Regions from separate parts of the Homo sapiens genome. Here all the other regions are linked to region 3. A link is a contact called in ENCODE Hi-C or POLR2A ChIA-PET data. All regions are on one chromosome and are shown on one strand. Each heading gives the region's core, a stretch centred on a gene start or an enhancer-like site at or near the end of the contact. The rest is flanking DNA. Distances are from core to core; before and after follow the strand shown.

Region 1 (4,562 bases), core at 1,197-3,696, 560 kb after region 3:
TGTCTCATTAATAATTTGACAGTTGTGTATAATCTTTAAAATTTCCCTTCCCCATTACTGAAAGATCTTCATCTGAATGGTGGTATCAGCTGGCATTCTATTGCTTCTGAATATCTAAGAGCACGTTCTTTCTCTAAAAACCCAGTGAAAAATAGAATGAGAAAAGCAGACGTTAAGAAGATGATTGATTGGGGAATAAATTACTTCACTCATTTATATTAGGCATAAGTTCAGACTGCCCTAAGAGTATGTAACTTCTTAAGAAATTCATTTGAACTGAAGTGTATAGTCTTTTTTTGTGTAGTTTGGTAGAAATAATTCATATACCTAGGAATACCCAAAGATAGTAAAGAACTGATCCTTGTAAACTTTGCCCATATGGTCAGTGTTTTTCAGAGGCAGGTATTTCACAACAACTTTTTAAAAAGAGGTAAAACTAATCAATCTTACAGATTTGATCAGCAAAGATGATCTGGAATATTTAGAATTAAATTTGTTTAATAAGAACATTTTGGCTGGGCTTGGTAGCTCATGCTTGTAATCCTAGCACTTTGGGAGGCAGAGGCAGGAGGATCACAAAAATTAGCCAGGTGTAGTGGCATGCACCTGTGGTCCCAGCTATTTGGGGAGGCTGAGGTGGGAAGATGGCCTGAGCCCGGGAAGTTGAGGCTGCAGTGAGCCATGTTCTGCCACTGCACTTCAGCCTGGGTGATAGAGTGAGACCCTGTCTCAAAGAAAAAAGAAATTTAACTTACTTTTTGTATAATTTCTTCAACAGCAAATTTAAGGTGATACTTATGTCCTCTTCCTGGAATATCCTAAAATTAAGAAAATGTAGTGGAGACAAGAAAATATTATAACAACATTATACTTGCATTGTTAGAAGTATGCATCTCATTTGGTTGGAGGGGCTGGCTGAAGGGGAATGGTGAAAGCCTTAGGTCTTGAAAAAGGCATGTCACCATGAATGTAACATCTAATTTAGCAAGTCCCCTATCAAGTTTATTTTGGATGAAAACAAAAGAGTAGGATAAAAGCATACAAATTGGGCACAATTCACTTTCAATCATCAAAAGACTTTATTTAACCCCTGGATCTGTGATCTTAAAGTCTCTACATAAGAAAGTTTGAAACAGCGTTTAATTCTAAAGATGACAATATCACCTTTGAAAAGATTTTTTCATAAAGCTCAGTGTACCCTCCAAATAATGTTCAATGAATGTGAATTTCATTTTGAGGCAGATTACTGCAAAGCAATTGGAGACTTAATACAATTAAGTATTGTTTTTACTTATACATTAGTGAAACTGCAAAATGATTAACAAATTATATAAGACTAAGAAATGGTATTTCACTTTTAAATCAAGATACAGATTGAAAATTTATACCTAATTCTGTTATCTGGTACAGTTTCAAAATAAGATCTACTGTGTCACCTCTAAAAGACTGTTAGCAGTTAAAATTCTGTCAGATAAATAAGGGATAATCTCAAATCCAGTAGATTTTCGTAAAATGAAAACAAACCTCGTTAGTGATTGCTGAGGCCTTAAACATTTAATTCAAGCCTTTAGCAGAGGGTGCACATCATTTAAGGCAGTCATGTGGTAGCGGTGTTTGGGTGGCTAAAGGCCAGCGTCAGCCCACAGTGCTTTTATTCTTTGACTTTGATTGTCAGTTTCTCTTGCTGTTTGTTTCCCCCTTCATTTTGGTCAAAGGGTCTGATAAGGATTTGTCTTAAAATGTAGGCAATAGAGTCTTGGAAGATGGGAGCTTTTGTTGGTCCAGATCAGAGTAGCAGATGAGAAACGTGGCAGCCTTAGTAGTCTTTTGAATGGTTTCTACAGTTTACACTTAAGGAAAGTGCTGCCCCTTACCTAGAGCGTGTTCCCGTTTTCTTGTAACTGTGTGCGTAAAAACTTTGTCTCTGCCTTAAGGTGAAAACAGTCCCGGGCTGTCTCCAGAGACTGGAGTATAGACATTCCCCCAGAAACCTTAATATCTCAAGACCAGATACCAGCAGTGTGTCCTAAAACAGAAGGTGGGTAGGGGGTGGCACGGAGTGTCTGCACCCAAAGGCTGAGACCGCGGGTGAGTGGAGGGAGCGCAATCCTGAAGCCTCTGCTGTCCACCACCCCCTGCTAAACTCACCTCCATGCTGGCTTGTTTGACCTTCTGCACCTCAAACACCCTGTGCGGGGTCCCCTGCTGGTAGTTGATGTAGTTCTGTGCCACCAAGGCCGCCCTGGAGGCTGGGTAGTTGGTCGGCGGGATTTCCATTCCGGATGAGCAGTGACTTCAGGGCTTGGGCTACTCTGGCTTAACGGGACCAGTAGCAGAGCGCCGCCCGTCCTGCTTGCTGCTGGGTCCGGTTGCCGAGGCGGAAAAGTCGCAAGCTCCTTCAGTCAGTCTTCTTCCTCAGCTCCTTCCGACTCCGGAAGCTGCTGTTTGGGCCCAGGCTCCCTGCATCCGAGAGCCCTGGGCTGACTGCTTCTGAGGCCCCGCCCCACTACTGCCTGCAGCGGGCTTCCTTACTCCGCCTGCTGGTTCCTACTGGAGGAGAGGCCAGCATGCTTGTCAGGCACCAGCAGGTGGAGGTGTGGGGAGGGAGTCAGTGGGCTAGGTTCGCTGGGATTGCATCTTTCGTTTCATTAACCTTTATAGAAGTGCAGGGTGGGGCTTTCGCTGATATAGGACATCTCTGAAGACTCTAGTTTCCTGTCCATGGGAAAAAAGTCTGGTTGCTTCGCTTGCATACTGGAGCACAACTTCCTTATACACCGCATGCAGCGTCCCTGGCAGGGCAAGGTACACAGTACTCCAGGTAGTGATTCGATTCCTTCATTTCCCTTCCCCTTATGAGAGTCCAGGAAGAGGCTTGCTCATCCTCAGCTTTTTGTGGGTTTGGACCAGTTCTGCCCAAATCAAAGTATGAGAATCTGCAAACTATAGTATTAAATTGGGAGATTATGTAATTTGGATCAGGAGAAATAAAAAAATGCACCTGTACCCCTCTCCTTTACTAATCTTAAAATGATAAGTTTTGATGTAACGCCATGCTTCCAACTTGAGTCATTTTGAATATTTTACTTCAAGGATTAAAATAAACTTAAAAACTGAACTTATACAAAGCACTCTCTCTGGTATGTGGTCTACCTCATTGCAATGGGCCTATAAACCTGACTTTGTAGAAGTACAGGTTTATCCTTGGTGGTCTTAGGTTAATTGGGCTAGGATAACTTGGAGATTCTACCAAAGTTTGGCCAAGGTCTTCGCTGCCTGGATTGAGACCTTTTTTTCTTTTCTTTTCTTTTTTTTTTTTTTTTTTTTGAGATGGAATTTCACTCTTGTTGCCTAGGCTGGAGTGCAATGGTGCTATCTCGGCTCACTGCAACGTCCGCCTCCTGGGTTCAAGCAGTTCTCCTGCCTCAGCCTCCAGAGTAGCTGGGATTACAGGTGCCCACCACAATGCCCGGCTAGTTTTTTGTATTTTTAGTAGAGACGGGTTTAGGCTAGGCTGGTCTCAAACTCCTGACCTCAGGTGATCCACCCACCTTAGCCTCCCAAAGTGCTGGGATTACAGGCATAAGCCACCATGCCTGGCCAGGACCTTTAACTTGGTAGTAATGCACACACCCAAGACTCTTGAGGTGTATCTCTTTCTGATTATGTAGATTCTGCAGTAAATCTGGATTCTGGACTTTGGCCTCAGTTTCATGCTTATTATTGTCTCCTGGGATTTGGGGGTTCTGATTGACTTTGCCTTTAAATACCATCTGTCTGCTTGCCCATCATCTTGTATCAAATGTCAATGAAACTTTTCTCAGTCTTGTCCGTGTATGAGAAATTTGCTTTGCGAGACACTGTCTTTCACACATGACCTTTTTTTTTTTTTTTTTGGAGACAGAGTTTCGCTCTGTTGCCTAGGCTGCAGTGCAGTGGCGTGATCTCGGCTCACTGCAACCTCCACCTCCCAGGTTCAAGCATTTCTCCTGCCTCAGCCTCCCTAGTATCTGGGACTACAGGTGCACTTCACCACACCTGGCTAATTTTTTTGTATTTTAGTAGAGATGGGGTTTCACCATGTTGAGTTCAGGCAATCCTCCCTCCTCTGCCTCCCAAAGTGTTAGGATTACAGGCATGAGCCACCGTGCCTGGCCTCTCCACGTTTCTTAGTTCAGCATTTGTTAAACCCTGACCCACCCATGGCAATATTTTTGCAAATACAGAATATCAGCCAATTTTCGATGGGGTTGTCAGATACGAACTTACACTGTCTCCTGGGATAAATTTACCAAAGAATTGGTGAAATTTGGGGAACTTTGACATGAAGAAGACTGTTCATTTGAGAGACACTTTAGAAGAACACCAGAAATAAAAAAATAAGACTTTCGGAGAACAGTATTTGTCTTATTTGTCTAAGAGCATTTTAAGTAGAAGACTGCCCATATTTTATTTCCATACTTCAAGGTTTTTTATTAATAACATGGCTTATATTTAAGCTTTTTCCTCTCTCCTTGAAAAGAAAAGATAATTAGCGTTTTACAGTGATAATTTCATATTTG
Region 2 (3,964 bases), core at 219-2,718, 620 kb after region 3:
TTTGGGATAGGCAAGCACATGGGCAGAGTGGAAAGAAAATTGGCTGTTCAGGAGCTTTGACAAAGCAGCCTATGGTCGAGTACTGAGCTAGAGAGGAGAGGGCAGGTGGGTTCACATGTGAGGTTAGCAAGGCTGCAGAGGTCAGCAAGACAGGAGGTGGGAGCAAGAGCTGCATTTTCTGGGTACCGGCATATGTCGGGCAGAATGGTAAATATTTGCAGGAGCTCACAGCCAGCCTGGACACGGGGTGTGGTAGGCTGAATAATGCCCCCCCACAGCCCTTGCCCGAAGATGTCCACTGCCTAATCCCTGGCATCTGTGACTATGTTATTTTACATGGCAAAAAGGATTTTGCCAATGTGATTAAGGATCTTGAGATGGGATTATCCTGGATTATTCCTGTGGGCACAATGTAATCACAAGGGTCCTATGAGAAGCAGACAGTAGTGTCATAATCAGAAGATGCTATGCTGTTTGCTTTGATGGAGGATGGAGTCATGAGCCAAGGAGCACAGGTGGTCTCTAGAAGCCGGAAATGGATTCTCCTCTAGAGCCTCCAGAAGGAACAAAGCCCTGCAGACACCTTAATTTTGGCCCAGGGAGACCCATTTCAGGCTTCTACCCTCCAGAACCATAAGTGAGTAAGTTTGTGTTGTTTTAACTCACTAAATCTGAGGTCATTTGTTATAGCAGCAATAGGACACAATACCAATACAGAATTACTGTGATCCTTAATGTCATGTTCTGTGTGGGCATGTGCCCTTGGGATGACCACGGATCACATACATCCTATACACAGCCATGGTACAAGACTCCCTTTCTTTTTTTTTTTTTTCCAGACAGGGTCTCACTATGTTAGCCCAGTCTGGAAGGCAGTGGTGCAATCAGGGCTCACTGCAGCCTCAACTTTCCCAGGGTCAGGTGATCCTCCCACCTCAGCCTTCCAAGTAGCTGGGACTACAAGTACGTGCCACCACATGTGGCTAACTTATTTTTTGTAGAGATGGGGTCTCATCACGTTGCCCAGGCTGGTCTTGAACTCCTGGGCTCAAGCAGTCCTCCAACCTCGGCCTCCCAAAGTGCTGGGATTACAGGTGTGAGCCAACATGCCCGGCGAAGATTTCCTTTTGTAATTTGATTTTTCTGGCTAGGGACATCCTGAACAACCATAGCAAGTCAGCCAGAGTGGATTTGTTATGGCTACTGTCTCCAGCCACTGTGGGACTATCTCTGTGAAACATTCTTCAACTGAGGCACCATCCAAAAAGGCAAATAAATGCCGAGGTCACATAAGTGTCATACATCTCTGGGGCGATACACTGCTTAACAGCAAGTGAGATCAAGTTTCAGGTTGGATTTGGGCGAGTGTGTGTGTATGTATAACCTTCCATGCCTCACAATGTCAGTCGTTGTGGGCTGATTATTTACATGCAGTCTCCAGCAGAACAACCTAGGTCCTTAAAGGATGAGTCTGCAGCCAAGCCAGACTTCTGGCAGTTAACAGTCATGACCCACCACTGCCGGTCTTGATGTGGGACATTACTAATGCTCTGTGATTACATGCATCCTTGGCTATGACTCCACATGTGGAAAGCCAAGTGGAAAATGTCGTGGGCTGGTAAAAAAAAAATTGTGGTTTAAAAACAATTTATTATAAAATGGTAAAAAAAACATTCCTACTGGCTAGCTCATCCGGGTGTAGTTAGCTTAGGAGATTGAGGCAAAGTGCCAAGGAGGTCAAAGTCAAAGCTTTAACCCCGGGACCTAGTGGCCTTTCTCACCCCATGCTAGACCCAGACTCTGCGATCAGAGTCTGCAGACCGGATGGCTGCTGTGGTGGGTGATGGGGTGGAGACCGTAGGCACATCTGTGCTATTTCAGCACAAACATTGCCTGGAAGGAGAGATTCCTGCCTGTCTCTTCTGTGCTTTCAGAATTGTTATGTTTCATCCTTAGGGCAGTGTGAGGGCACTGAAGAGATCCTAGTTTATCTTGCAAATATCCCCCTCCCTGCTGTTCTTTCCTAATGCCTATAAAAGCCCTTAGGAGCTTTCCTTACATGAAAATTAAGACTAGTTCACTTGAGTATTTTATTACTTATCTTCTCCCTTAGTTCACTTGAGTATTTTATTACTTATCTTCTCCCTCTATGTTCATTGCAGCCTTTTTAATTCTCCAGTTTTTGTTTCAATGGACAATTTAATGTTTTGCTTTCCTAGTCTCCTGAATCACCTCAAAATTATTGACATTAATGGAGAGAAGACCTCAAGAGCAGTAATTAAATTATGTTGTATTAATGTGCTTTATAGATTGAGAAATCACAAAGGAATAAAGGTTTTCATAGTAGAGTAAGTGCTCTCCTAACTGCCTTGTGGCCTAGTGGACAGGGCTCCATGCTTGCTGTCAGACCCACGGTGGACTGAACCCCCGAGCACGGGCTCCTGCCTAGTGGCCTATATGGGCCTGGCCTGATGCTTACCCAAAGCCAGCTGCTTTGCTCCCAAACTTGCATATATCAGATGTACTTAGTACCTCATTACATAAGTAAATATTCTGTAAACTGGTGAAGAGCGGGTACAAACAAAGATGTCATGTCCATGAAGTCAAGTTAAATGCTTTAGAAATTTAGCTGTTGAATTGGTGTTAATAAGCTGAGATTAGGCAAGGAAAAGTAAAAGCAGAGGGTTGTTCAGCATATTCTTTGAGAGCTCATTCCACCATAAGTAAACAAAAATGGAAACCACAAACGATTCCCCATGGGTGTGTTTTCTTGCTAGAAAGACTGTGATATGATTTGGATGTTTGTCCTCTTCAAATCTCATGTTGAAATGTGCTTTCCAATTTGGAGATGAGGGGGCCCTGGTGGGAGGTGACTGGATTATGGAGGTGGGTCCTTCATGAATGGTTTGGCACCCTCCCCTTGGTGATACGTGAATTCTTGCTCTGAGATCTGGTTGTTTGAGGGTGTGGCAGCTCCCCACTTGCTCTCTTGCTCCCGTTCTTGCCATGTGACATGCTGGCTCCCTGTTGCCCTCTGCCATGATTGTAAGCTCCTTGAGGCCTCTCCAGAAGCGGATGCCAGCACCACACTTCCTGGGGAGCCTGCAAAACCATGAGCCAATCAAAGCTCTTTTCTTTATAAATTACCCAGTCTCAGATATTCCTTTATAACAATGTAAGAAATGACCAGTGCAGACTGGAAGGAGCTCCAGTTAAATGGCCTTGGCCCTATATCAAAAGATAGATGATAAATGTACACTTACAGATTTTATTTTAAATAGAAGCAATTAAGATATGGGCATAGCTCCCCTCTCCCCATATGCTTTGATCAAGTGTTTAAAGTATGTTTCCAACCACTGGTCTTGGCCTGGTCAGAGGGTGTTTTGTTTAAGTGGCCAATTCCTAAACAATAGTGGATTCCAGAATGGGTTGACTTTCTTACAGAGTGTGTGCACTTGAAGATTTCAGCTAGTCTCTCAAAATGTTAGTAAAAGGCCGGCCTCTCACCAAATGCTCCACGCAGAGCCAGTGGTCCCAGAACTTGCTGAGTGGCAAGAGGAGACTTGTCTTCAAGTAAGGGACAGCCTTGAATAGTCAGGAGCGGGGCAAACATTGTGGGGATGATCCAGGAAACCCTGGGAAGCATAAGATCGCTCAGCACCATCCAAAATCTCCCACCACTCCAACTGTGGGTCCTGAGCCTATGCCATGTAATACTAGAAAAGTAAAAGCCTCATTGGTTATGGAAAGGTAGTGTAAGGCCAGGTAAGAAAGGCATCAGGTGGGGGCAGTGAGGGAACACAAATCGTGGTCTGTGATTTCGCCTACAATTAGCAACAAAACAAAACAACACTTCCTCCACTCCACTCCACCCACCTCCAGCTAGCACTTAGTTCTTCCTTGAATTTACTACCACAGCTATTGCTGCATTTCACCACCAGAGGGCAACAGTATTTTTAAAATG
Region 3 (4,566 bases), core at 1,940-4,439:
AGCTCTTAGAGTCAGTCAGGTATCCCGACACTGCATCCTTCCCTACAGCCTTGCTTCGAGTCAGGGTGCCTCGCAATGCTCAGCTTCGCATTGCTTTTCCTCGTCCCTGCCCTGCATCAACCGCCCAGCAGTTTACAGGCCCCGCATCCCATTCCCGCATCCTGACCCCGCATCCCAATTCTGCATCCCCGCCTCTCCCTCACAATCCCACCCCTGCCGGCCGTAGCTCCACCGCCCAGCATCATCCTGCCCAGAGACAGGGTTGCCTGCACCTTCTCCGACCCGCGCAGCTTCTCTTAGGAGCTTCCCGGCTCGCAGGCAGGCTGAGTCCGGGTCTTCTCCAAGCTCCTCGCCCCTCGGTCCGTGTTATTCGCTCTATTATTCGTGTCCTGGAGCCCAGCTGACTCCTCTATGGACAGACCCCGCTAAAAGGGACCAGTCGATTTAACAAGTTTCCCCAGCAGCTGTTAGCTGACAGATCTCATTTTAAAGTGTTTCCTTAGCGCCCGGTCAAGGACAGCTCGACTTCGTTCGTTTCCTCTCTGAGGTCTCAGAACTCCCACCCTTCTCCCTTACTCTCTGCACTCGGACCCCTCTATGGTGAATTACAGGACTTCTTCTTTAGCATCTTGGGAAACATCCGAGTTTATTTACTAATTTGAAAAACAAGAGATTATCCCTCTTCGAGTCTGAAAAAAAAATCGACGTTAAGTTTGTACCCCCTCTAATTTCATTTATTACGGAGAGCTAAAAAAGAGACGCTCGCCAGGAGTAAAGGTCTCTCTGCCTACCCCCCCCACCACCCCGCTTACGATTTAAAATTCTATTTCTGGGCTATTTTCATCGGAACGGTTTGTTACGTTAGAGGAACATCTATATTCCTGAGTCATTTGTCTGTATTGTGCCGGACAGGGCTTGCTGTGAGAAGTGTGGCTATGCAAATACATACTCACAAAAGAATATTTACATATGATGTTATATTTAAGTGTGTAAACAAATATACCTCTAAGTGTGGCTTAGGGGACATTTTCAAGTACTCTGAATATTAATGCAGACTTTCTGGAAGTTAAAGGTAACTTGATCATTATTTTGGATCTAATACTCTTAGTAAAAATAAGAGGAATTACAGAACATTAATATGTATATCTTCCGTATATTGGTTAAGGCATCAAAACAAATTAGCAGATAATTTAAGAAGTTCCGTCAAAACAACCTGAAACACTTGCAAAAAGAGAACACAATTATAACTTAATATATTAGTGTTTCTCAAATAGATGTAGATAGAAGCTGGATATAACCTTATGTTATACTACAATACTCACATTAAAATGTTCATGTTTGGTGAGTTTAAGGATTATGTATATCATGCTTTTTAGAAACGTTGTTTTCCCTTTTTAAAACATTTCATTTTTTGCCACTTTTAGGAGAGCTAATGTCTATAATTTTTCCGCAGCTATAGCTTTTAGGTATGAATACATTGTTATCAGTACTTGCTTTTGTTTTGTTACACCACAAAAGGGACAAAGTTTCAAAGTTATACGAATTTAGAAACAATTTCACATTGAGTCTTGGGTTACTCTTTGTAACTACTTTCTGATATTATCAGAGGAAAATAATCATACAACTTTAGTCCTTTATGAAAATCTGTTTTTAAGATTATTTAGCAGAAGGGCCAGTAATAGGGAGAGCTAAGAGGATACGGTGCTCAAGGTGCTCTCAAACTGAGGTGTTAAATACATATTCACAAATAACTCAAAAATAACCACTGTTAGAAGTCGGTTAAGGAATCAGGAGACCCACCAGCTACTTGTTTGCCTTTTTAAGTACATGACTTTTAGGTTTGAAGTCATATTTCATCTACTGAGCTTGAGGGAAAGATGACCACTTTGAAGGTAATCAGGGAAGTCACAGACACAACTATTGTGTAATTCAAACCAATAAATTTTCCCATGATCTCAGCTTTTTGGCTCATTGCATATTTAGGAATAGTAGTGTTGATAACAGATGGAGCCATGAGAAATCTTTAGTGTCTGACCACAGATTTCCACTGGCCTAAGGGAAGTTACTTTAAAAAATATTTCAAGGTTTTAAATTCATACATTAATAAATGCTCACAAAGTTCCAATGATGTTGTTTCATTAAACAGCAAATATCTTCCAGAAACAGGGCATTTCAAAATACAGTTTTTGTTTAAAAAAAAAAAAAAGCATTTATGGTAAAGCTCAGCTGACAGTCTGTGGACAGATGCACAGGTTCCAATAAAATTCAGGACCCCAAGGGTTTCCCCAGCTCTTGAATTATTTAAAATATACACGTAGTGTTGTAGTAGTTAAGTTTTAAAACGGTGCCTCAAAACTGGCTAGTTAAGGTACATTATTTACGAAAAATATATTGTGGAGGTGATTTTTCACCATCTCAAATGTCTGCGGAAAACTGTAGCTTGGTTATCTAGCAGTGGTGAATGAGTTGATTCTCATAGTCGACCAAAACCCAGGCCAACAATTTATTTATCTTTTTAGCTTTGCTTAAGAGTAAATGAGGAAAAAATTTCCATGTAAGGAAAAATAAGTAATGTAGTATGAATTACAGAAAATGCTGAGTCTCTTTAATTTCTATTGGTTTAAATAAAAAAACTCCACACACCTATAAATTTGAGTTCTCTTTCAGAAGAAACCGCTCCCCGCCTCGCCTCAGGCAGCTCTCTCCTATTCCTCTACTAACCAGTTACTTTAATCTGAGAAACTAATTTGCACTCAACTTGTGAGTGCCTTCACCTTCAGGGCAGAAGAAACACCGACTTTTAATGCATTTTTGCAAATAAATCATTACAATTTAATCACACACGACTCTATACAGACACACTCCCATGATTTATTATCGTTGGGCGAGTTTCCCCCTCCCCCAGCGTGAGATAACCAATTTTGTTTCGGGTAGGTGTCATAAACAAAACTTCCTACGATGCAGATTTGTTTACTGATTACCCATGACGATAACGACGACTACTAAGACAATAACACTCTCCAGTCCCACCTTTATTGCTTTTGGTAACAATAAAATCAAAATAAACAGGCACGCAAAACAAACGCCAAACAAAAAATCGGCCGCGTTACAATCTACTCCCTCGGCATTCCCAGCGCCTGGCAGCGTCCATCGATGCACTCGATATCTCGGCTGAAGCTGCCTGGCGCTAGAACCAGGAAGGCGCTGAGCTTAAACTGAAGCAAGTTCGGTGGACGCCGGCGGCGCCCTGATCTAAAGAAACGACTCAGGGACTGCGGCGCTTGCACGTCAACGGGAGGTGTGAGCCCAAAGGTCTGGACCCAGGTGATGCCCACGACCAGGGCCTGGGGAGCGGCAGCCGTGGCTGCGGAGCTCCGAGGCCCTGATCCGGCGAGAGGCGACGCGGGGCCTGGCGCAGTTTGCGGCTCAGTGTCTGTGGAGGGTGGGCTGCGGCCTCGGGGCGTGCGCAGTGTCACCGTGCGCATGCGTCCCGCACCTGGGAGGCTCCGGACTCCTTGGGTCAAGGCTGGTGGCTGTAGGGTGGGTGGGTGGCCGCAGGCCTCAAGCTTGGCCTTCTGTCTTGAGGACATGTCGGAGAGTTCGCCGACTCCTCCCCTCGCCCCACGTTCCTGGTTCTTCATAGCTGCTTTTGGGTTTCCTGGCTCATCTTGCAATATAAGCCTGGCGCTTCCTCACTAGCTCTAGGTAGGGTGGAGCAAGAGGGAGGCTGGATTCTGGTGCCCTCTATCCCATCCACTCCACTGTCCCTGCCTTAGATCCAGCTCTCTTTCTGATTCCGCCCTACCCTTTCTGGCTCACACTGGCTTGCTGAGAGAAGTGGTGCAGGGTGAAATAGATGTTCCTCTCTTGAAATATAAATATGCTCGCCTTAAACACACTATATATTCCTTTGACTTCTGTACTGGTGGCATGTGACCAAGAGCATATGGCTCTGTTTACTTTTGCAAGATGTTACAATGCACCGTAAGGCATGTTGCCTGCTCTTGATTTTAGGTTAACCTTGACGTAATTTCTCTCTCAGAGGTTGTGTATCTTTAAATGCACACTGGAAACCTAAACAAAAAAATATTTTTTTACACTTTCAGAATTAGCAGTAACCCAATTGTGTTCCAGCTAACTAGGTAGTAGATAAATAAATTCAAATGTCTTATGTTGTCACAAGAAAGCATTCGAGTTGTCATCTTTGAACTTAGATGTATTATAAAAGTTCTAAGTGAAGGAGGTAAGCAGAGTTCCCAGGTTTAAGATTTGGAGCAGGTGTGACAGTTGCAACCTTGGGGGAAACTAGGTATCCTTTAAGAGCCTCTCTAGTCTTAGAGTTTATAAATATTCACTTTCTTTGCAGGCAAAGATTTCATGCTAAGTGATATAACACTTTATGTTTTTCAATAAGAGGGCTAAAAATGTCAGAATCTGAAACGACAAAAACAGCTGGCACCTTCTGTTAATTGGCCTTGCCAACTCAACCAGTCTCACAAAGAGGGGTGTTATGAATTGGAAAAGTTCTGAAAGCGGGTTGTTTATAGTAGATCTATAGTTGTATTT

Evidence for each region. Hi-C counts contacts between places; a loop is a spot of excess contacts on that map. ChIA-PET counts read pairs that join two places held with the same protein, here RNA polymerase II (POLR2A). Pooled maps may share reads with other maps.
Region 1: a pooled map shows a loop between it and region 3 (5-fold over the local background). The contact joins the promoter of LXN here to the promoter of RSRC1 in region 3. A Hi-C loop is called at or near these places in 1 of 168 maps with a recorded cell type or tissue (CD8-positive, alpha-beta T cell), 2 of 37 single-sample maps with no recorded cell type and 8 of 50 pooled maps. POLR2A ChIA-PET finds 5 or more read pairs at or near these places in 2 of 52 experiments (PC-9 and T-cell).
Region 2: a pooled map shows a loop between it and region 3 (2.9-fold over the local background). The contact joins the enhancer-like site here to the promoter of RSRC1 in region 3. A Hi-C loop is called at or near these places in 5 of 50 pooled maps.

What each region holds. Positions count from the first base shown.
Region 1 is chr3:158,670,202-158,674,763 of GRCh38, forward strand. It overlaps LXN (latexin), which reads right to left and starts at 2,447. Exons shown (of 6, transcript NM_020169.4): 1 at 2,149-2,447; 2 at 756-818. The coding sequence starts at 2,277. All of the region lies in intron 13 of GFM1 (G elongation factor mitochondrial 1), which reads left to right. RefSeq lists enhancers at 1,664-2,256, 1,771-1,830, 2,257-2,849, 2,271-2,320, 2,631-2,820.
Region 2 is chr3:158,724,008-158,727,971 of GRCh38, forward strand. The region is part of intron 1 of RARRES1 (retinoic acid receptor responder 1); the gene reads right to left. Among named protein-coding and RNA genes, the nearest start is that of RARRES1, 6.5 kb to the right of the region's middle. Within about 2 kb of position 1,469, at least 15 of the 41 ENCODE cell types and tissues checked have a DNase peak (open chromatin) inside an H3K27ac peak, as active enhancers do.
Region 3 is chr3:158,106,900-158,111,465 of GRCh38, forward strand. It overlaps RSRC1 (arginine and serine rich coiled-coil 1), which reads left to right and starts at 3,190. Exons shown (of 10, transcript NM_001271838.2): 1 at 3,190-3,324. RefSeq lists enhancers at 1-212, 2,851-3,352, 3,154-3,503, 3,353-3,852, 3,714-3,763.